Linked DNA regions of Homo sapiens: region 1 is linked to region 2. The links are chromatin contacts, found by Hi-C or POLR2A ChIA-PET in ENCODE. All regions are on one chromosome and are shown on one strand. Each heading gives the region's core, a stretch centred on a gene start or an enhancer-like site at or near the end of the contact. The rest is flanking DNA. Distances are from core to core; before and after follow the strand shown.

Region 1 (2,700 bases), core at 117-2,616, 180 kb before region 2:
AGGGGCCAGATTCCCAGCCCTACACTTTGCTTAGACAAGTACCTTAACCTCACTCTGCCTCAGTTTCTTCATCTGTAATAAGAGGACCTGCCTTAGAGTATTGTTATAAGGGTTAAACCTCAATAAATATAGGCTATTCTCTGGCAGGACAGGGTAGGTGGCTTGGTATGGGCCAGAGTCAGCCTCATGTCCCTGCCTGCACTGTCCTATCCATTTCTCCTTTTAAGACTTTCTTGTTCCCGGGAGGCTGAGGTGGGCAGATCACTTGAGGTCAGGAGTTCGAGACCAGCCTGGCCAACATGGCAAACCCCCTTTTTTACTCTTAAAAAAAAAAAAAGAAAAAGAAAGCTGCACATGGTGGTGGGTGCCTATAATCCCAGCCACTCAGTAGGCCGAGGCAGGAGAATTGCTTGAACCCGGGAGATGGAGGTTGCCCTGAGCTGAGATCGTGCCACTGCCCTCCAGCCTGGGTGACAGAGCAAGACTCCATCTCAGAAAAGACCCTCTTCTTCCATCTGCTCATGGAATTAGAACAGGGGCTGGCAAACTTTTTCTGTAAAGGGCCAGTCAATATTTTAGGCTTTGTGAGTCGCTCGATCTTGTTGTAACTACTCTACTCTGCTGTTCTTAGTGTAAAAGTAGCCATAGACCCTAAGTAAATGATAAGTGTGGCATGTTCCAATAAAAGTTTATTTGTGGACAATGAAATTTAAATTCCATATAATTTTCACGTGTCACAAAATATTCTTTTGATTTTTTTTTTTTTTTTGAGACAGAGTCTCACTCTGTTGCCCAGGCTGGAGTGCAGTGGCTCAATCTCGGCTCACGGCAAGCTCCGCCTCCCAGGTTCATGCCATTCTCCTGCCTTGGCCTCCTGAGTAGCTGGGACTACAGGCACCTGCCACCACGCACGGCTAATTTTTTTTTTTTTGTATTTTTTTGTCTTAGCCAGGATGGTCTCAATCTCCTGACCTCACGATCCGTCCGCCTCGGCCTCCCAAAGTGCTGGGATTACAGGCGTGAGCCACCGCGCCCAGCCGATTTTTTTTTTAACCATTTAAAAATGTGAAAATTAGTTTAGCTCGCAGGCCATACAAAAATAGGCAGTGGGCTCAGTTTGGCCCCGGGGTTGTAGTTCGCTGAGCCCTGGATCAGAAGAGGAAAGGGCGTGGACAAGGTATTTACTTTCCTCACTTGGGCTGTCTTCGAGTCTCTAAAGAAAGGTGCCCTTGTGTTGGTTTGTCCGGTGACCCCATGGTGCCTCCTGCAGAAAGGCAGCTGGAGCAGCACGGGGTGGGAACTGGTGCATGCGTGCTGGCAGGATGCCTGGGCCTGGCACCCGTTGTTCCCTGCCTGCAGCAGCCGGAGTGCTGCTGACTCTGGATTGGGCAGTCACCCCCGCCCCCACCCCAGCTCTGGTGTTGACAGTCCACATCTGTGTTTCAGAGAACAGCCCCAGCCCAGGTGGGAAGGAGGCAGAAACTCGGCAGCCTGTGGTGATTCTCTTGGGCTGGGGTGGCTGCAAGGACAAGAACCTTGCCAAGTACAGTGCCATCTACCACAAAAGGGTGAGTACTCTGGTGCCCTCTCCCCTGGGCTGCCGTGAGGGCTGACCACCTTTGAGGCAGGACTGGGAATGGCTTTAAGAACAGCCTCTAGAGTTCGAGACCAGCCTGGCCAACATGGTCAAACCCTGTCTCTACTAAAAATACAAAAATTAGCCGGCCTGGTGGCACGTGCCTGTAATCCCAGCTACTTGGGAGGCTGAGGCAGGAGAATCGCTTGAGCCCAGGAGGTGGAGGTTGCATGAGCAGAGATTGTGCCATTGCACTCCAGCCTGGGTGACAGGGTGAGATTCCGTCTCAAAAAAAAAAAAAAAAAAAAAAGCCTGTGAGGAAGGCCATGGGGTTATAGGGACTTGGTGGGATTATCCCCACTTGGCTGCCAGCTCTGTGGCCTGGCGTGACCCCTTTGGTCTCCTGATGGCTTCCCCTTCCTTCCTCCCTGCATTCCACAATGGGCAGCCCACCCTTGATGTGCCCTACAGTTGTAGAGTCAGCCCAGGCTCCAGTCCCTATTAACTGGCCAGTGCCTCTGCGGGCAGCAGGAGCCAGGGCTGGGTGTCTGGACATAGCTTGTACTCCCAGGACCTCCTCCTTTCCCACCAGGTGAGTTTCTGTCTTATGACTGCCCATGGCACCTTTCACATTCCCAGACTAGTAGGGCCTCTTGGAAAAGAGATTCACGCTTCTTCTCATCCAACCAAGGTTGGATATAGAGACTGTGGTAACTGCAGAGGGCCTTAGCAGGACCTGGTTATATTTTGGAAGCCTCTCTCACATCTTGGGCCTCCAGCTCCACCTTCCCCTCCTCAGCCCAGATCTCTCCCCCAAACAGCCTCCTGCAGGGGTACCCATACAGACAGCTCCAACTGCCAGCTGGAAGCCTTGGACTGAGCAGTGGGGGGGCACCTGGGAGAAAGGCCAGCTGAGCCCCCTTTCCCTCAGCATCCCTCCACTCACCCACGTCCACATCCCGCCTGACTGAGGTGTGTGGTGGCCCTGGAATGGGAGAGAGACTGGGGGAAAATGTAGTTCTGAGCTTGAAGTCTCTCCCCGACCTCCGAGGCTGGGGCTCTGGTGTTGCTTTTTACAGACAGCCTCACTGCGGGCAGTTTCAGCTGCGAGTTCTGCTCACTGG
Region 2 (2,700 bases), core at 160-2,659:
CTGGAAGAATGAATCATATCTCTGCCTGCATATGCTAACTCCCATGTAATTACCCCAGCATCTTAAATAAAGCAGGCCCTAAACCTGTCGCTCACATTACAAGCAAACGGTGCAGACCTCGTAACTGGGGCCTCTATTATTACAATTAATTTATCACAGAAGCGACTGAGATTAGAGGCTAGAATTAAAACCCAGAGCATGGAGAGTCACCGCAGTGACACTGAAAAACAGGCTCTTGAGAGGTGGCTGGCTCCAGCGGCTGCCTGACTAATGCCTTTCCTGGGGAAAAACGGCCTTAGTTGGATTTTGTTTTCTTTATATTTTTCCCACTCGAAGATTTTACTACAGTGATTTCGGTGCCTCTCTTGATTCAAAATGATGTTGGAAAAATTCTACCTGCTACTTAACCAGAACCCTGAGCAGGAGTCACTGTTTTCTCATTCTTACACAACCACTGTCTCTCCATAGGAACAATCCCGGGAGACCTCCCATTTGTTTTTGTTATTAGAAAGGAATTTCTCATGACATCAGTTTGTTTCCTTTCAGGGCGCAGGAGATTGGGGGGAGGGAGAGAATAGTCTAGAGCATTTGCCTCAAATATAAAATGCTGTTTGCATCTCTTCAGGCAGGGGTTTCTCAGCCAGGGTTCCTCAACTGAGCCACAAAGACAGAACAATTACCTAAGCAACTCTTTTCTTTTCTTTGTTTTTTGATGGAGTCTCGATCTGTTGCCCAGGCTAGAGTGCAGTGGCACGATCTCAGCTCACTGTAACCTCCGCCTCCCGGGTTCAAGTGATTCTCAGCCTCCCAAGTAGCTGGGACTACAGGCACGTGCCACCATGCCCAGCTAATTTTTTGTATTTTTACTAGAAATGGGGTTTCATCGTGTTAGCCAGGATGGCCTCGATCTCCTGACCTTGTGATCCACCTGCCTTGGCCTCCCGAAGTGCTGGGATTACAGGCGTGAGCCACCGTGCCCGGCTGTCAGAGCAACTATTTTCTTAGTTCTCCCAAGGATAGTACAACTTGTACATCTAGACTGTACAATCCAGATGCATAGGAGAGAAATTCATTAATTACAGTCAATGGCTTAGGGCATTCGTGCTTACCATGGTTGAAAAAGGTTGAAGAGAGACAATCAGATTGACCCAGTTACAGCAATACCGAGGGACCCCACCTGAGAACCCTCCTCCAGATGTGAGTCAGCTCCCATTCTGTTCAAAACAGTTCTTACTCAGCCCCTGGTGCCCAGCCTCCTTTCGTTCATGGAGTGGCCTCTGCCAGTCCTCCCACCTAAAGCCCCAAGTACGTGCTATGTCTCCAGACACGGCCACAGGGGGATCCTGTGGCTGTTGCCTTCGTACTCACTGGTGCTCAGCAGTCTACTGTCTTTGTCAGTTCTACCCACTGTGCGGCAGTTTGCTATGTGCTCACTTCTTCCTCTTCTTCCTGGGCACACAGCTCGACTGCATTCCCAGCCTCCCTCGCAGTTAGATAGGAATTCCACTCACTGGATCGTAGGTGGAGGTGATGTAAGCCATTTCCCCTGGGCCAATAAAAGTCTCCTACTTGACCCTTCATGCTCTTTTTTTTCTTCTATGCCAGTTACAGCATCCAGCAGGGGGATCCTGAACCCTAGGGGACGGCTCAACCTGAATTCCAAAGGCACCGCTATGTGACTGCCTTCTAAAAAGGATTTGTTGGATGTAGTCATTAGCCTACCCTAATAAACCCTGAAAATGAGATGCCTCGACCCCACCTCAGGAGGCTCTACAGCTTGTGAAGAACAAGGAAGGAAGGAGAACCAGCCCAAGGCTGGGAAACAGTTATTCCCAGATTTTGGAGACATTTCACTGCTTGCCTAGGAAAAGCAAGGGTAAGGGGCTTAGGAGGGCCAAGGCTAGCAGTGAGCCCAGACTCCTGGAAAGGGGGCTCACAGCTTCAGGGGTTTCTCACACACCAGACAAGCTGCATTCTGATACGTTTTGGAAGGCTCAAGGCAGAAAAAATCCTAAGAGGGAAGGCTATGAACATCTGATTTAAACAAAATAATGAAATATGCAAAAGCAAACTATAAATCATAATCTCAAATCAGATCAAGTTGCACCACTGCTTATACTCTTTGGCCCTCTCTGATCTGACCCCTTATCTAGCCTGCCACCGCTATGTTCTCATAGCTCCTCAGACATATCTTCATTGAACACCTCTTCAGAGTAACCTGCTAGCCCACTAGCTCAGGAGTTCTTCAAGGTCTGGAGAAGAGCCTCATTTACCTCCATACCCCTTTAGCTAGCTCTGGGCCTGGAACCTGGTACTAGCTCAGTATCTGCTAAATGAATGAGCACAAAGCACTGTACATGTTAGTATGATGAGTATATTTTCTGATATGGGCATGGCACTTCTCCCTTTCCTGACTCCATTGTTGAGATGCTTTCTAAAATAGTGCTGTGAGCCTGGACATAGTTCTTCCACACATTTTCATTTGGTTTCCCTTCTGATCTAGAACAGTATTTAAAAGCTGGGCTTCTGACATTGAGCAAGGTAGAACAGGTCTAACCGGCTGCAAAGGGATGGAACTCATCCTTTTAAAAGGTGTGTATTAATACTATGCTTGGGCTGGGCATGGTAGTTCATGCCTGCAATCCTGGCGCTTTGGGAGGCTAAGTCGGGAGGATGGCTTGAACCCAGGAGTTTGAGACC

Evidence for each region. Hi-C counts contacts between places; a loop is a spot of excess contacts on that map. ChIA-PET counts read pairs that join two places held with the same protein, here RNA polymerase II (POLR2A). Pooled maps may share reads with other maps.
Region 1: POLR2A ChIA-PET joins it to region 2 with 10 read pairs in endothelial cell of umbilical vein. The contact joins two enhancer-like sites. A Hi-C loop is called at or near these places in 1 of 168 maps with a recorded cell type or tissue (posterior cingulate gyrus) and 2 of 50 pooled maps. POLR2A ChIA-PET finds 5 or more read pairs at or near these places in 2 of 52 experiments (Panc1 and endothelial cell of umbilical vein).

The regions. Positions count from the first base shown.
Region 1 is chr1:44,659,042-44,661,741 of GRCh38, reverse strand. It overlaps TMEM53 (transmembrane protein 53), which reads left to right. Exons shown (of 3, transcript NM_024587.4): 2 at 1,447-1,568. Among named protein-coding and RNA genes, the nearest start is that of SNORD145, 11 kb to the left of the region's middle. Within about 2 kb of position 1,366, at least 5 of the 41 ENCODE cell types and tissues checked have a DNase peak (open chromatin) inside an H3K27ac peak, as active enhancers do.
Region 2 is chr1:44,483,145-44,485,844 of GRCh38, reverse strand. All of the region lies in intron 2 of RNF220 (ring finger protein 220), which reads right to left. Among named protein-coding and RNA genes, the nearest start is that of MIR5584, 61 kb to the left of the region's middle. RefSeq lists enhancers at 575-1,453, 1,454-2,333. Within about 2 kb of position 1,409, at least 11 of the 41 ENCODE cell types and tissues checked have a DNase peak (open chromatin) inside an H3K27ac peak, as active enhancers do.